Regions from separate parts of the Mus musculus genome. Here region 2 is linked to region 1. The links are chromatin loops, found by intact Hi-C in ENCODE. Cell type or tissue: gastrocnemius. All regions are shown on one strand. Each heading gives the region's core, and the rest is flanking DNA. Links, peaks and the distances in the headings are about the cores only.

Region 1 (10,121 bases), core at 1,126-9,125:
ATACACAGCAGTCATGTGACAACTCAGAATGGATCAGGATAAGGTCATTAGCATACCCCTTGTCTCACTCATTTATCATTTCTTGGTGTCGGGTGTCACAATGACTTTGCCTCTCCCTACCACCCCAAAACTGACCTTGGCAGCCCTTGCTTCGTGAGGTTCAGACCAAGAGAACACTCTTTATTTTTTTTTTTTAATTTTATTTTTATAGTTATTTTATTTCATAAATATGCATACTTCATTTGCATGTATGCCTGTGTACATGTATGTGCCTGATGCCTGCAGAGGTCAGAAGAAGGCACTGAACCCACTGGGACTGGAATTATAGATCATTCTGAGTCACCATATAGGTGTTTGAACCTCAATTCTTTTCAAGAACATGTGCTCTTAACTAATAAGCCCCCAAGAGAGCTCTCTTGGTTCTGGGTTTCCCTGGATCCTTTCCCTGGGTCCTTTTCTCCTGTGGGCTTGGGGGACTCATCCTGAACTAGAATTTAGACACCATGCAGCCAGGAGACCTGGGTCAAGTGCCTTAAGCTCTGTTTCTCTCTTGTAAAATGAAGTATTGGGGTTATCGCTTCTGCAAGTCCCCTCCAAACGATAGAATTCTGTCATCAAACCCATGTTAGCAAGAGCCTGGAGAATAATGGTCATTTCTTTCCTGCTTCCCTCTGAGGGCCCTTAGAAGGTAGCAAACAGCCAGAATGGCCTTAATCTGGGGCACTCTTGAGGGAGTCCATCCCTTAGAGATGCACTGTCCCTCCCTACTTCCTTCGCCAAAGCTTTTCTCAGAGAGGAAGTGGGACTCTGCCCAAGGTTGTTTGCCGGGGCCTGGGAACTCACAGTCCCCAAGTGTGGCCAGGGTGAGGAGCAGTGTGTGCCAGCCCACAGCCCTCCTGGAGTCCCTGGGGCACCACTGCCAAGAGCTGCTTTTACCAGAACTGACAGGGGCCGGGCCGCCAGGGCTTTCCCACAGCCCCTCTCAGCTGGAAAGATGCTTGCCATGGCAGTCACACAGGGGCTTGCCTTTGTCTTCCCGGACCTTCTCGTCCATGAGACTTTTCTTCCTCTAATCCTTGCTGGCCTGATCTCCGCATCCCAGTACCCAGGCTCTGTCCCTGGCGACCTCTCAGCAGAAATCACACTGGGCCCTCTTACTCATCGCTTCCTTCTCCTTGTATTTCATATCCTCTCTCTCTCTCTCTCTCTCTCTCTCTCTCTCTCTCTCTCTCTCTCTCTCTCACACACACACACACACACACACACACACACACACACACACACACACACAAAACTGGCTTCAGGAAGACAGTTTCAAATTTGGGACTGGCCCTGTGACTGTCCATCATACTAAAGAAGTAGGGTTGAGTAACTGGAAGTGAGACAAGCAGACGAAGGCAACTTTCAGGCACAGGCATAGACCGTGTGACACAGACCTGGCACAAGGGGGTTCCAAAGAAGACCCCTTCCTGTGCTCATAACACAGTTCCACTTGGGAATCATGTTCCTGACGGAGTGGGCTTCAACACTGCATTTAGGCTAGCATGGGAGAGTGGAAGACAGAGGCCTCAGTTTCTTATGCACCCTGGAGGAGGGGGGAGACGTTGGCAACCAGGGCCAAGGCCCCTCCTCAGCCGCTGATTTCTCTGGCCATTTTTACTCCACGTACTCTCTTCTCTTTCTTTCCTTCTCTTTGGCATATACCAAAGATGCCCTGTAAAGTTCCTTATCTTACATCTCCACAGAAGATAGACCATCCATCCCATCAAGATGAGTGGCTGTCAAAGAAGGGACATGTCGGTGGGACTGGGCAGAACAAGTAGGCCTGAGAAGGACAAATGCCACTCTGAGGAAAACAGTATGGGATTTCTTTGATTCTCAGTCGCCACCAGGGCAGGCCCAGGAGCATAGGTGCTGGGCTATGTAGAGCCAGGTCGTGGACTGCTGTGCAGCCCTTTCTGGTTCTGTACTGATCACATGCAAACTGTCTGAGCTAAGATGGTCTCAGTACAAAGCTCTCCCCACTCTTAACCGCAGCCACTCAGAGCTCTGTCTCCTCCCACCAACCAAGGCCAGTTCACTAGAAAGACAGACTGTGCTGCCCGTCCCCCATCCCCACTGCAGACACATCTCAAAACAGCCTCACCCACCCAGTGGACAAGACTGTCCCAGAAGCCTGTGGGGATGACTGTGGGGCTCATCCTAGATGGACCCCAAAACTGTACTGAGCAGGAGAGAGCATGCAGCTCATTCCAACCACACTAGGTTCCAGGAGAGACAGAATCTATGTGGAGAAAGAAGATGCAGGAGGCCAGGGCGGTGGTTCTAACACATGGGAGGCAGAGGCAGCAGAATCAGGTGTTTGAGAACAACCTGGCTTCTGTAATGAGGCTCTGTCTAAAGAGATGAAATGAAGAAATGAAGGAAGAGAGGGGAAGAAGGGAGGAGAGAAGAAAGAAAGCAAAGAAAAAAGTTCTGGTCTATCTGGGAACTGTGGATGGGCAGTGATTAGCTGGGAAGGGGATTGTGGGAGCTTTCTGAAGCTTGACGGATAAGTTATATAAGAGCACACACGTGGTTTTTAAAAATCAACAATTCTGCCATTAATGTGCCGTATAAGCACAGGAGCCAGATAAGCCAGCACCTCTAGGGAAACCGAGAGCAACAGCAAACTTCTGAAACCACAGCAGGACAGAGACGGGAGGAGCTCTGGGGTTGTGTACCTAAATCAGTGGGCTCCAATGTCAGTGAGAGGGAGTGAGAAAGACACCTGATGTGAGTCTCTGGTCTCTATGTGTGCGACACACATGCATGCACACACACACACACACACTCGTGAACAAACAAGTACAGACACGTGCACATGAGCATACACACACACACACACACACACATACACACACACACACACACACACACACACACACACACACACACACACACACACACACAGGAGGAGATAGCCCTGTTCGTCCCTGGAAGCACAGCTAGCGCAGCTGACCCAGGAACCAGAGCTTGGAGGCCTAAGGGTGGTGGAGCACATGTGCCCATCACATCATCAACGGGCCAAGAGTGCTGGGAATGCAAGCGTAGGACTTCTTAGAACTGAGTGTCTTGAGACCATGCAGTCCCAGGCAGGTCTCAGCTGACCCTGCTTACTTCCCCTCCCTCGCCAGCTGCCACCAGGAAGGGCAAGTTCCCCCTCAGCAATCAGAAACGTTCGCAGCAGAAAAACCTCAGCGCGGCAAGGGATCGTCTCCAGCGTGAGCTCTCACATCCAGGCTAGGTGGGAACCTCAAGGAGTAAGTAGGACTTGATACAGCTGAAGCAAAGCTCCTGGTACCTGACTCAGGTGTGCCGGCAATGCTGGCTATCCAAAAGAGGTTAACTTTGAAGCACTTGCAGCTTAGCTGCGAGCCTCAGTTCACAGGCAACAACGAGAGACCAAGAACTAGGGAAGTAATGTCACAAGACTGACAGATTTGAGGGTAGAGTGTCTGGCAATGTATCTGGCCCAGAATTAGTCTCCATGTTGTAGAAATAGACCAGTTGCCTGGAATAGTCCTGGATCCATTTTTCTTAGAACAAAGACATTGTTAAGAACACAGATGATGGGCTGGAGAAATGGCTCAGCAGTTAAGAGCACTGACTGCTCTTCCAAATGTCCTGAGTTCAATTCCCAGCAACTACATGGTGGCTCACAACCATCTGTAATAAGACCTGGTGCCCTCTTCTGGTGTGTCTAACAGCTCCAGTGTACTTACATAAATAAAATAAATAAATAAATCTTTAAAAAAAAAAAAAAAAAGAACAGGGATGAGGTATTGATAAGAAAACAGCCCGGCAGTGGTGGCGTACGCCTTTAATCCCAGCACTTGGGAGGCAGAGGTAGGTGGATTTCTGAGTTCAAGGCCAGCCTGGTCTACACAGTGAGTTCCAGGACAGCCAGGACTGCACAGAGAAACCCTGTCTCAAAAACAAAAAAACAAACAAACAAACAAAAAAAGAATTGATAAGAAAACATCTGTAAAATTGAAAAGCAGAGATCAGGCGAAGCAGGTAACAGAATTATATCTATCCTGTGCCATCTGAAGACACATTTCCAGAAGTGTGTGCACTATGGCACTCACTGCAGTAGCCTGAGTGGCAGGAACAAGGTTTACTCCTTTGATTTTTGCTTGTCACAATTTTCCAAATTACTGCAATCCAGATAGTCTCCATCTGTCACAGGTTCAACTCCCACCCCTACCCCTCGGGATCCACATGTAAAAGTATTGGTCCCCACCAGACTTGTACCTTGGACTGTGGGCTTGTTGAGACAGACCTGCTCAGAACAGAGAATGTCTGTAGTCAGCTAAGTTGGGGTGGGTCCTACTAGAGAACAATGACCATCCCTGTGACTGTGTCCCTTTAAAAGAAGGAAAACTTAGTGAGGTGAAGGCAGAGATGGCGCGTTGTGTTTCTACATGCTGAGGAACAGCAGGATGTCAGTCGCCACCAGGAACTGGTCGCTGGTCCACAGTGGCAGATTCCCCCATTCAGACTAGGAACAAGTCACCCTGACAACCATGGCCTCAGACCACCAACTTCCAAAACACCGATGGCAAGGCAGTATATTTCTGCCATTTGGGCCACCAGGCTAGGGTCACTTATACCACCTAGTAAAAATGACGACAGCAACACCAAAAATTATTCAGACTTTAAAGTTAAAAGTTAGGCTTGGGGACCAGAGAGAGCAAACCCGGAGCGAGCCGGGGCGGGGGAGGGGGAAGAAGCAAGAGGGAGAAGGGAAGGGAAAAAAGAAAGAAAAGAATTGCTTTAAAAAAAGTGAGGCTTGCTTGGGTGGGTATCTGGAAGTACAGAACAGCTGTCCCCACCCAGGAACTGCAGCTTCCCGGATTGGAGCCTCTTCGCTCGCTCTCAGCTGTTCAGTAAGGAGAGCATCCTTCACTGTGCCAGAGCTCTGGGGAGCCTTTCCTCCCTCTCTGCTGTCAGTCTCCCTGAGTCACTTCTGCTCTCTGGAGCTGCCAGATTTTCTGGCTGATGGAGGCCGTCCCACAATCATGGCAGCTTGGCTCCAGCCTGACCACATCCCAAGTGGCTGATACAGGGATGAGGCACATGCTGCAGGGTGCCACAGGTCACATGGTAGGGGGACGTCATGGAGCACGCAGGGGCCTCCAAAACCCTCGGAGCACCTCCTCCTCAGCAAGCAGAAGTCTATTATTACAATGGACTGCTTCATTCTCAGCTTCTCCAACCCTGGGGCTGGGCTCTCGGAAACCTGAACCCGAGCAAGGCCAGCGGATCAAAATAACTTCCAAGAATAACCAGGCCTGCGCTGGACTCAGGCGTGTGGGCCTGCAGGCTGAAGTGCTCCAGTTCCTGCCTGGGCCTTCACTCTACCACAGCTCCCCAGGAATGAGTTATCAAGTGACACACTCTGGAACTTAATCAGCCGAAACAATGGGAGGAAGTATGGCGCTTTCTCCACGGCCCTCCAAACGGGGAGCCCCGCTTATCAAAGGGACAGGATTTATTCAGTTGCTACAAACTTCCAAAGACTTCCTTTCCCAAAAGAAAGACCCACAGGAAGGTCATGTCCTTCAACCACATCCAGTGAGTCAAAAGTGCCTCCTGCTTCGCTTCAAGCTGGCCAGTCAGCCGACTTCCACCCTGGCCCCAGCCACTGGATCTGGGCACACAGCTGCCCCAGGAGAGCCTGCAGGCTCCAGAGGGTCCAGAGACAAAGGCACAGCTGACCCTCAGACCACAAAATAGAGGCCACAGATTACGAACTGGCACCAGCTCAGGGAAAATGAGGCTTATGGTCACTGGAAACAGGTAGGCCATAGGCTCTCTCTCAAGCCAGTTAACCTAATCTAGAGTTCTCTTTTCACACGGAGCAGCCTGACTCCTAGCAGGCTGGGCCTCCAGTTTTACAGTCCCCGAGTATTTTACCAGTGGACCTTTTCCTATACCTTGTGCTTGGACTGCAGCCTTCCAGACAAGCTGAGCATCCTGGAGCCTGGATGTGACCTTCATCAAGACCATCCAATCAAAGGGGAGAAGACTAGCCACACCCACTGCCCCCAACACACGGTGTACACAGCCAATTCTAAAAACTCCAGAGCTGGAGCTGAGCCTGCACCACACCGCATGCACGCCACACTCCTTCGTATTGCACATGATAGACATTTGTCTGTGCTGTCTGAGGAAGAGCTCGTCCACACGTGGATGGGAAGGCCTTTCCCAAGATCTCGGGGGTCTCCCTGCCTCAGAGGGTGGTATTTGAACAGCCTGTATCAAAAGGAGCTAAGCCTTTAACAAGGGGTGTGTGGCCAAGGGAACAGCTTCTGCTTCTGTGTGTGCGCGTGCGCGTGTGTGTGCGCGTGCGCGTGCGTGCGTGTGCGTGTGCGTGTGTGTGTGTCTGCGCGTGTGCGATGAGCTTCCTGATTGGAAGGCAGATGTAGGAAGAATAAGTAACTGAAGTAAGTATGTCTGTGCCTCACTAGCCACAGATGCCTCATTGATCACCACGTGATTTCTAACCTAAGCATGGACGTAGTTTCAGACCCTGTCTCAAAACTACAAGTCACCCAGTGTTGGCATGTCTGTCAACAAAGCCCACTCACCCTCATATTCGTGCTAAGGAGGGCAGGATCTCTCTGTCCTTCAACAATGAGTCCAGACACCTAATATAACATCCCAAGGCCCATGTACTCGGGCATCCATGCCTCCTTCCTATTCCTGGCAGAGGCTGAGCAGTGAGCACAACACATAACCCAATTCGGCAACGCCCACCAGAGGCCTGGCAGGCCTTCTCAGCCTGGACCCTTGACCTAGAGGTCTTGTGCATGGATTCTTTGTGTGTCCATCCATCAATCGACCAACATCTAACAACACCCACAGACATCTGTAATCTTTGGAGTGAGAGTCGTGTAGAGATAACTCTCTGGTGCCCGCCTCAAGAACACTGCAGTGCTTAAGGAATCAGACATCTGTATCCCATAGGTTAAAGTGAATGGTCACTGGCCGGTAACCCTGGTGATCCATGAAGAGAAAGGTCTGGGTGCCTTCCTGCTTCTTGGTCTACCCTCTGTGTGCTCTGCAAGGGCTTTGACCACACTGGGCATCAGTGTAAGGGTGGTGTCTGACAAAGAAGAGAAGTCAAGCCCTCTCTCCCACAGGTCACCTTCTTTAATGAGAATACTCATTCCCACAGGGTCCTGATAAGCTTCCCTTTGGCTTTTCTGCCTGGCGATAAGCACTACAAAGCAAAAAGCCCTCCATGTTAATGTACTCCCTGGAGGGCAGCTGTCATCAGGATGAAAGACACCATAGAATGATACCCCTGCTGGTAGGCAACAAGGCACACACATTGTACAATTTCAAGGGATTTTCAGATCCCCTACATCAGTGGCTCTCAACCTGTGACCCTTTAATACAGTTCCTCATATTGTGGTGACCCCTCAACCATAAAATTACTTCATTGCTACTTCATAATTGTAATTTAGCTACTGTTATGAATGATGATGTAAATATCTCATAGCAGGATTCCTGATGTGTGACCCTAGTGGGGTCACAGCCCATAGGTCGAGAACCACTTCCCTAACCCTAACGTCTTTCTCTAGGACGTCCTGAAGATCTCCTAAGGGCTCAAGAAGCTGAACTCCAGAAATTCAAAGAACGCCATTAAAAAATGGGGTACAGAGCTAAACAAAGAATTCTCAACTAAGGAATACCGAAGGGCTGAGAATCACTTGAAAAACTGTTCAGCATCCTTAATCATCAGGGAAATGCAAATCAAAACAACCCTGAGATTCCACCTCACACCAGTTAGAATGGCTAAGATCAAAAATTCAGGTGACAGCAGATGCTGGCAAGGATGTGGAGAAAGAGGAATACTCCTCCATTGCTGGTGGGATTGCAAGCTTGTACAACCACTCTGGAAATCAGTCTGGCGGTTCCTCAGAAAATTGGACATAGTACTACCTGAGGACCCAGCAATACCACTCCTGGGCATATACCCAGAAGGTGTTCCAACTGGTAATAAGAACACATGCTCCACTATGTTCACAGCAGCCTTATTTATAATAGCCAGAAGCTGGAAAGAACCCAGATGCCCCTCAACAGAGGAATGGATACAGAAAATGTGGTACATTTACACAATGGAATACTACTCAGCTGTTAAAAACAATGGATTTATGAAATTCTTAGGCAAATGGATATATCTGGAGGATATCATCCTGAGTGAGGTAACCCAATCACAAAAGAACTCACATGATATGCACTCACTGGTAAGTGGATATTAGCCCAGAAACTTAGAATACCCAAGATACAATTTGCAAAACACAAGAAAATCAAGAAGGAAGACCAACGCGTGGATACTTCATCCTTTCTAGAATAGGAAATAAAATACCCATGGAAGGAGTTACAGAGACAAAGTTTGGAGCTAAGACAAAAGGATGGACTATCCAGAGACTGCCCCACCCGGGGGTCCATCCCATAATCAGCCACCAAACGCATACACTATTGCATATGCCAGCAAGATTTTGCTGAAAGGACCCTAATATAGCTGTCTCTTGTGAGGCTATACCAATGCCTGGCAAATACAGAAGTGGATGCTCACAGTCATCTATAGGATGGAGCACAGGGCCCCCAATGGAGGAGCTAGAGAAAGTATCCAAGGAGCTAAAGGGGTCTGCAACCCTATAGGTGGAACAACAATATGAACTAACCAGTACCCCCCGGAGCTCGTGTCTCTAGCTGCATATGTATCAGAAGATGGCCTAGTTGGCCATCAGGGAAAGAGAGGCCCCTTGGTCTTGCAAACTTTATATGCCCCAGTACAAGGGAATGCCAGGGGTAAGAAGTGGGAGTGAGTGGGTAGAGGAGCAGGGCAGGGACAGTATATAGGGGACTTTTGGGATAGCATTTGAAATGTAAATGAAGAAAATATCTAATTCAAAAAATTAAAACAAAACAAAAAAAGACCTCCTAAGGGGCTTTAATCTAGATACCACATCAACGCCAAGATCCAAGGAGATCATGGAGAAACATGGAGAGCTTATGTTCCAACAGGGGACATCAAGCAGATAGCCACTGACTTCATAGAAGCAAACTGAAGGTTACCATGGTATGTGTAAAAGCAGACAACTAGCCCACAGCTGTGAAGGCAGGTACAGGGCGTGGGAAGTATAGGAACAGAGAGTTAGTCGGAAGGGTGGAGCCTACCCCAGGGGAAAAAAGAGAGGAAGCAGTCATTCCACAGCCAGGAGGAGACCAGCGCTTGGCAGGCAGTTGCAGCTGCTCGCAGTCACAGTGAAGCTTTGGGCCAGCCATGTTTAGGTTGAGTCCTCTTGATGACAGCGTGAATTCTGAGAATGAGGCTTCCAGGCTCTGGGTGTGTAAACTAGAACCTAAGGACCGAAATAGCCACTCTTCCCATGTGTGCCTGGGGACTCTTCCCTTCGCTTTAGAGAGGGTTTTGCCTTTTATAAAAGAGGATCCCACAAAGGCACAAATCGAGTGAACAACTGACCATTCTAGTCAGGGCTGGATTCACCATGTAAAATACTCTGAGCTCTTCAGTTCGCTCTTAAGTAACTCTCCCTTCAGGTAAAGTCCAGTGGCTTTCGCATTGCTCGGGGATGTGGGTATAATAGAGAATGATTTAGAAGATTAAAAAGTATAGTTCTTACTATAACATTGAAGAGATAGACACAGGGAGCAAGTGTAACTGTTAAGACAGTAAAGGTTTGAAGAGACAAATATACTCACCCACTACTTTTAAATTAAAGTCAGAAAAGATCCTAACAATGACGGTAAGAAATGACGTAAGGCCCCCCTAGATGGCTCGTAAGGTGAAGATGCTTGCTGTCACGCCTGACAACCTGAGTTTGATTCCCAGGATCCACAACAGTCGAAGGAGAGGACCAACTCCTACACGTTTTCCTTGAACAGCAATACATGCAGACACACACACACCACTCAGAAAATAAAAAACAAATGTCGTAAAAGAAAACTCACAGCATAGGTAGCTTATATTATTCTGTCCCAGAACTGGATTTCACATAACCCAATATCTAAATAGAAAATGAAGAGTGATCCTTAGCAAG
Region 2 (10,121 bases), core at 1,452-9,451, 72 kb after region 1:
AGTTTTCGTTTTGCAGTACTGGAAATCCTACCAGGTAGGCAAGTTGCTCTGCTTCTGGGTTCTGCCCTCAGCCCAACAGCTGAAGGCTTTAAATGCATCTCTATGTCATCTGGACATGGGGCTACCCAACACAGAAACTAAACATTAGAAATCTGCTCTTCTCTGTGAGGACTCTTCAGAGCCAGAAACGTTTGGAACTTCGAGACTTAGAAGCTTCAAATACACGGAGTCGCGTTCTCATTCTTTCCACTTGTTAGGAAAGAACCCTAAGGACTTTATACACTCAGAGACCGCAAGGCAGTTAACCAAATGCTGATTCTTTGACAGTTGGTTGCATGGATACAATGTATATTGATTGTACCTACCCCAGCCCCCTCTCCAGGATTCCCCTAGCTTGTTCCCTTCTCCCTCTTTATGTGTTGCTGGAATTTCCAACCCCAATAGTCCCGTATAAAAAAACACGCAATTCAGTTATTATAATTATAAGCTATAAGCCTTATAAGGGCATATCTAATACTAGTCTAACTGACCCCCCACCTATAAGGCCCTTACTACTTCCAGTTTCTCCTGGCCAGGTAGTTCTGCTCCATTACTGCTTCCTTCTCCTCTTCTCCATGCTCTCTCCTTCACTTCTCCTCTCTACCTGGCCTCACTCCAAAGACTTCTTGTCCCACCTTTCCCCTCCACTGCCAATCACAGGCTCTAGCCTTTATTGACCAGTTAATACGGGGAGAGAGAGAGAGAGAGAGGGAGAGAGAGGGAGAGAGAGGGAGAGAGAGAGAGAGAGAGAGAGAGAGAGAGAGAGAGAGAGAGAGAGAGAGAGAGAGAGGAGAGAGAGAGAGAGAGTGAGTTAGTTCCTGGGCATCCTGATTTAACTTCCTGAAGTCCAGTCACTTTGAAGGTCTGATGTGAATGAATCCTGTCTCCAGGGTTTACTGACTCGTGGACCAGTCACTGTCTCAGCTGTAAAATTGAGGCAATTAGCAACTTGGCACCAGTGTACTGAAATAACTGAAGTGTCTGACTCCCCAGAGCACTCCTGGTAAGTCTCACACCGACCTTCTGGAAACTCAGTTTAGAAGTCACATATGCCACAATTACCAGGAAAATACATCCAGTCTCTAAGCTGTAGTAGAGAAAATGGCATTTGGATTAAGTGTCTGGGGACGACCTAAGTAGTTATATCCTTTGCTTATAAAATGTTTCTCCACATTAGCTGTTTAAAATTAACACACTGAACCAAATGGTATCTACTGAACATAGTAAAATAACCTAATCACCCACTCATTCTGAGGTCCTAGATTCTCTTCAGGTCTAGATCCTGAAGAGAAAAAACCATGAAATTAGCCCAATCCAGAGAAGCACTACTGAAATGAATGCTCTGAGTCAGTATGAAAATTGGTCAACACAGAGTGCATTTGAAGCTCAGTGTAGAGTCCTAAAATTAATAGTTATTTTTTGCTTGAAGATCTGTATAAATGTGGAATGAGAAGGTCACATTACATGGCATGAGGGCCTGCATCCTGCTCTGAGTGTTTCTACCTCTACAGTTTCATTTAGGGTCAAATGAGCAGAAACTTTACACTACCAGTTAATATTTAACTGCTGGGCAGGGGGTGAAGCTGGATGCTGGGGCTACATCTGGAAGGATCACATTAGCTCTGTAATCACAAATCACACTACAGCAGTCGAGGGAGTCACGCTCCTCATCTTACTAGAGATATAAACATGCTTTAGTGAAAGGAAGACATACTACTACTACTACTACTACTACTACTACTACTACTACTGGACTGATTTCTTGCATACAAAATAAATAAGACAATCGTGCTAAATGCACACACATATAGAGACATAGACCGAAAAATAACAACTCTCCGGGCCCTAATCTTCAAATGCTGAAGTTTCACATTTGAACATGACCACAATCCCTACATCATTTTCAATGCTCTGAACAGTATCTATATGATAAACCACTTTATAGTTTAGGAGGATACTCGAACGTTTTGTGGAGTTAATTATACAAACATACCTAGACTCCTCCCATCCCCCTCATAGAAATTTTTATAATTTAGATTATTTCTTTCAAAGAATATTGGAACAAAGAACCATCATACATTGAATGTGCAGTTTTTAGTTCTTATAAAAAACTCCATGGCAATAAAGACAGACCTGCTTGGAATATTGTTAAGTTTTTACTCTAAATGTGGAGAGATGCAACAAGCTAGTAGAGCCAATGAAATTGAACAGAAAGCACATTTCCACTCCTAGCTAATTAGTATAAAAATGAAGAGCCAATTTTATTGTTAATAGACGAGTTTTCACTGAAAGAGCTATTACAAGGATCTTCATATACCTGTGTATACCTATCTTCATGTACATTTATCCTGCACATTTTGAAAACTGTATTAGAATGTTTGCAATAACAGGACTGAAGGATCTATAATAATTGCTGAGATTGTAAGCTTGAAGGTACATATCTCAATAAACTTTGTAGTCTACATTGCATTCATCATGTTGTGTGATCAATACATGTGCACAATGTGCAGAAGAGTGGGAGACAGACAAAGATGGGAGCCTATGGATGAGTGCCTGGGCAAGGTCAGTGGCCCCAAAGGCCATGTGTTCACTTGCTGTACAGTCCTGGACTGCCTCCACTAGCCACTAAGCTGTTCCTAGGCAACCAACCATCTCAGTTCAAATATGGCTACTCACACCTCCCCACGTGTCGGGGGAAGCACTGAAGGAACTAAATCAGGTAAGAATTTTAACCTCAAGTATGCAACTAGCTAATGACACTCCTCTTTGAACACCAAAGTCATGAGAGCCTACACATGTGCTGTTGTTGGGGTTAGGAACTCTCAAAGCGTGAGAGTCTCTGATGGCAAACAAACTGACGCACAGATCTGACATGGCATGTGAGAAATGTGACAGAAACAACTAAACATTTAACAAAAAATAGAGGTGGCATATGGGAGCTGGAGTGGGGCTTTTGGGCAACTAGGGAAAACTTTACAAGGGTACACCAAGCCCAGAGCCCTACAGATGCCAAGCATGTGTAGAGGTCAAGACACATGAGGAGTCCATCTAGTGAGCTTGGGCAGCAACATCTCTTGGGGCCTAATAGGTCTTGGGAAACTCTGGATATTTTTTTTCTTAACCTGAGAAATCAGGCAAAACTAAGCAGGGGAAGAGAAAATGCACTAAATGGCTACTATTTCCAAGTGATGGGTCCACCAGGGATTGAGCCATGGTGAATGAATATTGCCTATTATTTTCATTCAACTACATTATAAAAGTGGTTGGACATATGGGTCAAAAATTATGTAACACTGTAATGAATTCAAAGGATTTACTGGATAGGGTCAGTAAAATGGGGATGGGGGCACTCTGGTATAAAATATACATGGATTTGAACAGCAGATAGGGCTCATTGGCTATAGTGCTGGATAAAATTATTCAGTTTCCCTCTTCCTCTTCAGGGGTTTCCTCTTATGTAAAACTTGGGGCTGCCAGGATTGCCTAAGGTACAGGACTGCTCTGATTGAGCTATAGAGGGAGAGCAGTTACCAAAGGGCCTATAAGTGTGACCAACTTACAAAGGGGACTTCTCTTGCACAAACACAGACAATGTATAATAATTCAGTGACAAAATATTTTTTAATAATATACAAGAAAGAAACCTCGTTTTTTTCTAGATTCTGAAGAAAGATTTAGAAAATGTAGTAACAGCTTTTTGATCAAATTATTCCATGCTTTCACTAATTTATTGTTTAGAGATAATTAAGGGATTATCTATAGTACTAAGAACTACTATAGCCATTGTTGGAAAATTAAAATTATTTCAATTACATGTTAACTTTGTTCATCATTTGCTCTAAAAAACGTAGTTTAATGGACAACTAGAAAACCAAAACCCAAACCAACCCAAACTGTAGTCTTTAAATAAAATAATCAGAAGCTACTGGCCAGGAAAAGAGTAAAATTGCTTTAAATACCGTTGGTACCACACAAACTTCGAAAATGCTCTTTAGAAATCGCGTAAATCAAAGTTTAAAACAACAACAACAAAAAAAGCAATCCAACTAGCCTGCTTACGTACACATTTAAAATACAGTGAGATGATTCCCAGAAAATTATAGCCAGGGCCAACTCTCAAAATGGTTAATTTGACAATCTTGTCTACATTTTAATGGAGCATGTTATAGAGAACTTGCAACAAAACAGGGATGATGCAGATTTAATGACCGACAGCTTCTATAAATCGCAGGACTTCATTGCTGCAATTCGGAACATTGTTTCCGAAACAAATGTAACCGGCAGAACTTCCTCTACACGCCATAGAAAGCCCCTGTCCTGGCCCTCTGCCTGTCATTTATTTATTTATTTTTGTCAAGTAGGTAAAAATAGGCGTTGGCCACTTCGTTTTTTCCCCGAATATGTACTCCTCACACAGGCTCCCTTGTGCGGGGGCCGCACCGCTGAGGAGCCAGCGCCTCCGCCACCAGGGACTGGAACCTGCGGTGAGGATTAACGGAACCGCGCGTCACGCCGCATGGAACAGAGCCCGCCCGCACGCCCGTGGGTGCGCACGCGTGTGCCGTCTCCGCCCACGGTCCGGGGCCGCCTCGCAGCCCACGGCAACGCGAGGCCCGTCACGCGTGGCGCTGGCTCCAGGGGAAACCTCACTGGAGTCCCTACCGCCGGAGACACTTGCGGTGTGGGCGCCCACGCCAACTCAGTCCGCCGCCACCTCGCACCCCAAGCGATCCGACGGCCGGGTTTCCCGCCCCGCGAGGTGGGCGCCGCGCCAGAACGGTTCGGTCCCGCTCCTCCGTCCGCAGGCCATCTTCGTCCCGCTCCACCCCCACGCAGGCGCGCTCCAGGCCCGCTTCCCCCCCACCCCCCGCCCCCACGGCGCGCTCTCCGCCAGGTGGGGCGGAGCGACCCTCGGAAGGGGCGTGGTCACAGTCCTCGACGCGCGCACGCGCTCTCAGCCTCTCGGCTACGTGTCTGGACACGTGACGCCCACCCGAGAGTCCCCAGTGAAGCAACAGGACGTTTAAAAAAAAAAAATTTTTTTTTTTTTGAGGGGGTAGCGAGGAAGGTGGACGAAGAGGTTTAAGAAAAAAAAAAAAAACCCAAACTATAGTAACGCGCGCGGACGCGAGGCCCGGGCGGCGGCGAGCGCAGCGCGTCGCGGAGAGTCCCGCCGGGATTCCTCTCAGCCGCCGCACCCGACCGCGCCCGCCGCCTCAGCAACAGCGCGCCGACGAGCCAGCGCCGCCGCCCGCGTCCCCCTCAGCCGCGACCCCGGCCCCGCGCGGGCGGCCACCGGCGCGCGTCCTCCCCGCCGCGGCCCGGCCCTGCGCCGGCCGTCCCGCCCGAGCGGCCAGGGGCGGCGGCGCCGCCTGAACTGAGGCGAACTCCGCCGCCAAGTGAGTGAGGAGGAGGAGAGCCGCGGAGGAAGAGGAGGAGCGCAGTCGGAGCGCGGCGGCGGCGGCGGCGGCGGTAACGCGGAGCGCCGCGGCGGACAGCACCGCAGACTCGCGAGCTCCGGCGCAGGCGGCGCGACCGGCCGACGAGCGGCCCCCCGGCTCCTCGCGGCGCAGCGGCCCCGCGCCGCGCTCGGCCCGAGACCCGCCTCTGCCGCCGGCCTCGCGAGGGGAGCCGCGCCGGGCGGCCGAGGAGCGGCGGCCGCGGCGCGTCGGGCCGGGCGAAAGTGCCTGCGGGGGGCGGGCGGGCGCGCGGAGCCGGCCGCCCCGGGGCTCGGCGCGGGAGCCGGAGCGGGAGCCGGCGCGGAGCGGGACGCCGCGTCCCGAGCGGCCGGCGGCCGGAGCTCGCCCCCGCCCCTCCCTCCTCTCCTCCGGCGGCGGCGGCGGCGGGCGGAGTGAGCTGCGGAGCCTGGAATATGGTCGGGGAAATGGAAACGAAGGAGAAGCCGAAGCCCACCCCAGATTATTTGATGCAGCTGATGAACGACAAGAAGCTCATGAGCAGCCTGCCCAACTTCTGCGGGATCTTCAACCACCTCGAGCGGCTGCTGGACGAAGGTGAGGCGCCCGGCCCCGGCGCGGCGGCCCGGGATGGCGGGGCGGCGGGAAGGTCAGGCGGGCGGGCGGGCGGGCGCACAAAGGCGGCGCGGGCGGCTCGCGGCCCGGCCGGGGCCGGGCCAGGCCCGAGGGCGGACCCGGGAGCGCGCGGGGCTGCGGGGCTGCGGCCGGCTCCCGACGGCGCGGCGGCTAGGCTCCCCGCCATCCCGGCCATCTCGGCCGGCCCGGCGGGGCCACGCGATTCCCCGAGCTCCGCCTCGCCTGGCCCGCGGAGCCCCGGCTTAGCGGGCTCTTTTCGGTAGAGTTGCGTGGCCCGCAGTACCCGATCGGACCCCGAGATGTCCAGGAATCACGTAGGGTACCGAAGAAAAGTAGTGCTTATGTGGCCGAAGGCGAGGACGAAATGACAGAGTAGAACACTTTTTGTCCTTTTGTTTGGGGAAGCGAGAACTGTTTGGGAGTTTAACTTCACTTTTTTTTTTTTCTTTAGTCTGTGGTGGTGGTGGTGGGGGAGGAGTACGAAATACCGCGAGGACAGACCTGAACGGAATCCGAGTTTGGAAGAACTGGGGCGGAGGGTTCGCTCCCGGCGTAGCCGCCTGCGTTTGCAGGGCGGGGAGCTGGAAGTTTGAAAGGACGGGGATAAAATAGAGCAGAAGTTTGCACAAGCCGAGTTAGGAGCGCTGTGGGGAGCGAAGACTGACTGGAGATTAATGCTGGTCAGCTCTGGAATTCCTTTAGGAACTACTCATAGCAGCGACCTGGAGTGTTAGTTCCCAGTAGCTGTAGGTTTCTGTGGACGCCCGGGGCGGGGTTGGGGGGTGGGATAGGACCAACAAGTCTGTTTTAAATCGAGTAGCGAGTAGTTTCTGTCTTCTCTTTTAAAGTCTCTGAGTGGACTGTTTAAAGGAAGCGGAAAACTATGTTGTACAGATGAACATGGATTTTAGGATCTTGAGAAGAATGTCGAAAAATTTTAGAGATAGCTGGGGATATCTGCTGGCATGTCAGGGAAGAACAAAAGACTCCCGAGCTAAAAGATGATTAAAGAGTCATCCTCAGAGCTTCCGTTGGATGGGGAGCTTTGGGCAGTATTTAAAACAGAAAACATTCAGCTATTACACATGAACATGCAACAGCAACACATCGAAAGAGGCATTTTTTATTGTTGGGTTGGTATATTTGTTAGTGTTAAATTGCCCTGGAGAAAAAACTTGAACTGCCCCTTTAAGGGTTTTTGCCTTTCCTATTTGTGTTGGCATTTGAAAAATTGTGGAGGCAGAAAACTTTCTGGAATGTCCAAAAAAAAAAAAAGAAAGCTGGAGCTCTTAAATTGAGTATTTCCAAAAGTGAGCGCTAAGGGGCGCCAGTTATTTTTTTTTAACCTTGGAAATGTTTGGAACAAAATAGTATGCTTAATAATCTGACCTATATTAGGTGCAGTTGAAACTTAAATTTTTAGATGACTTCATTTGTCACTATTCACAAATGTGATTAGGGCGGAAACACCTCATACATTGATATTTCTTCCTTGGCATTGGTTTTTATGATATTAGTAGCATATTTATGAGGAAAAATTTAGTTTTTAAAAGTTCAATCAAGAGGGAATTTCTTACACAACAAACTAGACAGCATATACAATGAACTAAAAAGCATTCTTAAAATGCTTCGTATACCTAAGTGACTTAGTGGACTTATAAAAAGTTTGGATATGTTATAAGGAAAACTAGTAGGCGTTTCTTAGATTAATTGTAAAGGCTGTTCAAGTGTTCTCTTTCAGCTTGATCAGAAATAACTGCCTTATTTTGAGGTTGGCATAAGTCTTTCAACTAGAGGAATTTCAATCTTTGCACAGGCTTATTTCTCTTGGTTAGAAATAGTGACCCTTTGGGTTTCAAATGTAGAAGACAGCTAGTTCAGGATTACAATATTCAAAGTAATGTTTGGTGTCTCCTTGTCATGTTTTCTCCATCTTCACCTTAGTCTGTTTGTTCTTGGGTGTCTGAGCATTAGGCTAGAGTAAAGATAGCTCGGATTTAATAGGAGACAGGAGATTGACTGGGGATTGTGATTGTTTTCATCACTTGCAGGAAATGGGCTGGTCCTTAGTGTGCTATAAGCTTTTAACTGTACTTGTTAGTCTTACTGTAAATTTAATTTGACTTGAAAATTCTGGCTTTTTAAGTGCACCATCATAATTTTCTTGGTAGATGACTTAATTGTGAAAATTGGCAACTTGTCCTTAACCCCTTGTGCCCTCTCATTGTCTAAAACAAATTAATTATGACTTCTGTTTATGGTTAGGGATTACATTTTCCTTTGACTGTAATACTTGGCAGAAAAATTACTTTTAAATTCAGATAAAACTAAGTTTCACTTTAGGGATTAAACTGTTCAGTGATAGTAAGATACTCTACTCTCTGATAATTAGAAACTTTGAATGGGACTATTTAGCAGTTTTATTTTAAAAATTCTTTTCCAGCAGTGAACTTTTAATATAGTTTCTGTTTGAGAATTTTCATTTGATTTAACAAATTTGGGAATGAAATATGTTAGTTTTCTACTTGTTAAAACTTGAATGATAGAAGAGAAATCGTATATTAATTCTTGCTGGCTTAAAGAAAGTAGTCCATAGTTTTAACTTAGGTAGTAGTAACTCAGTCCTTGTGTTGGCTGTTAGTTCTGCTTGGTGAGTTGTGTCAGTCTTTCTTTCCTAGCATCTTTAGCAGGATAGTTTTGTTTTAAAGCTAACAATATATTTTAGGCCAGGGCAATTCTTAAATAAAAGCTATAACTTGAGTTAATACTTCTAAGACTTAAAGGATCATTTAATTAGAGGTGAGCAGAAGATTACAAATAAAATGTGGGTCTTAAACTGCTTTCTCTTAAGATTTTAACTTTATCCCTGGGATAAAGTTACACACAAATTATCTTAAAGACTTTTCTTTGTAATGAAAACGAGTTAAATGCAAAACATTTTTAAAAAATAAACATTTTGTAATTTAATATGAAGACGTGCAGCAGTAAATAACACAAATAACAAGTAGAGAAAAGCAAGAATGTGATACATGAGCATCGAATTTCCAGTTTTAATTCCATGATTATGAGAGAGAGGCTGCTTTTATGAAAATGAGAAGGGTGTGGTTTGATGAAAGGGGGCAGTCTGAATATTTTTACAGAAGCTTGTCAGAAAAACTAGAGTATAATTTAGGAAAAGTAAACAAATATGTTAGATTTTGCATGAATGATTTAAAAATGCTTTTAGTTTTAGATAACCCTTTTTCATAAAATTTCCTGCTCCCTAACTGATCTTAATTTTCAATTAAAATCGGCTTTGCTGTTTATCTTTGAGAATGTGTTCAGTGTTGCAGATGTCATACCTCTGCTTTTCTTGAATTTTAATTCTTTTCTTTTTGAAAAGTCTTGTTTGTCCATAAACACTATGGCTTAAAACTTTGCATGGCCGTAGATACTGAAAGGACATAGGTGATATAGTTTGGTAAATTTTTAGATTTTCTTTTGTCTAAAAAGCAAGTCATTATTGATAGTAGTTATTGTGTCAAGCATATTTTATGTAAGATGGGGTAGTTAATTTGTTTAGGAACTAGGACATTGCTTTTGCAATCCATTGCTTTTGTAATAAGCTGCTATTTTTCACCAGTTCTCTCCACTATGCTCCTCAGGAGATAGCACAGCTCTGTGTGGGTCTAATGGAAACAATCGTTTGCGAGTTTATTCTGCATTTACACCACACTGCTCTAGAGTTGGAGGTGGTAAGCTTCATCATGTTTTATAGTTAAGGTTGTACTGTTAAACAATAGCACAATTAAGTTTATAGTAGAAATAGGGCTTAGAGCGTCACATTTCCTAGTATATTTGCTATCATTGCCTTTTCTGAGATGAGTATGAGAACGGTAAAATAAAAATTCTCATTTGCGTGAGAGTGGGTGTGTTTGATGATAGGGACCTTCAGAGCTGTCTCAGATCAGCATTTGGCTTTTTAGGTGGTTTGAACATTGTGTATCTCTGTTAATCATGGCCCCATCTCTGTCCTGAAGCTGGTGTCTA

The links. Peaks named below come from ENCODE experiments on the same cell type or tissue, not always from the same donor. Only the 100,000 strongest peaks of a DNase experiment are listed, where the experiment ranks them.
Region 2: a loop joins it to region 1, with 4 times the contacts of the local background. A loop is called at or near these places in 13 of 42 quality-filtered maps.

Annotation. Positions count from the first base shown.
Region 1 is chr17:10,385,883-10,396,003 of GRCm38, reverse strand. No RefSeq gene overlaps it. Among named protein-coding and RNA genes, the nearest start is that of Gm39565, 19 kb to the right of the region's middle. In gastrocnemius, for the core only: no CTCF peak of the experiment used is centred there; DNase peaks (open chromatin) are centred at 4,523, 5,044 and 5,630; H3K4me3 peaks cover 1,528 bases; H3K27ac peaks cover 4,405 bases.
Region 2 is chr17:10,314,664-10,324,784 of GRCm38, reverse strand. It overlaps Qk (quaking), which reads left to right and starts at 5,424. Exons shown (of 8, transcript NM_001159517.1): 1 at 5,424-6,053. The coding sequence starts at 5,912. Gm46608 reads left to right here and starts at 1,374. Exons shown (of 1, transcript XM_017317774.2): 1 at 1,374-5,134. The coding sequence starts at 4,440. The coding sequence ends at 5,066. Cahm (colon adenocarcinoma hypermethylated RNA) reads right to left here and starts at 4,866. Exons shown (of 1, transcript NR_037588.1): 1 at 3,644-4,866. 1700110C19Rik (RIKEN cDNA 1700110C19 gene) reads right to left here and starts at 183. Exons shown (of 3, transcript NR_045461.1): 1 at 1-183. In gastrocnemius, for the core only: CTCF peaks have their summits at 6,643 and 7,409; DNase peaks (open chromatin) are centred at 6,054, 6,289, 6,628, 7,410 and 3 more places; H3K4me3 peaks cover 6,188 bases; H3K27ac peaks cover 6,985 bases.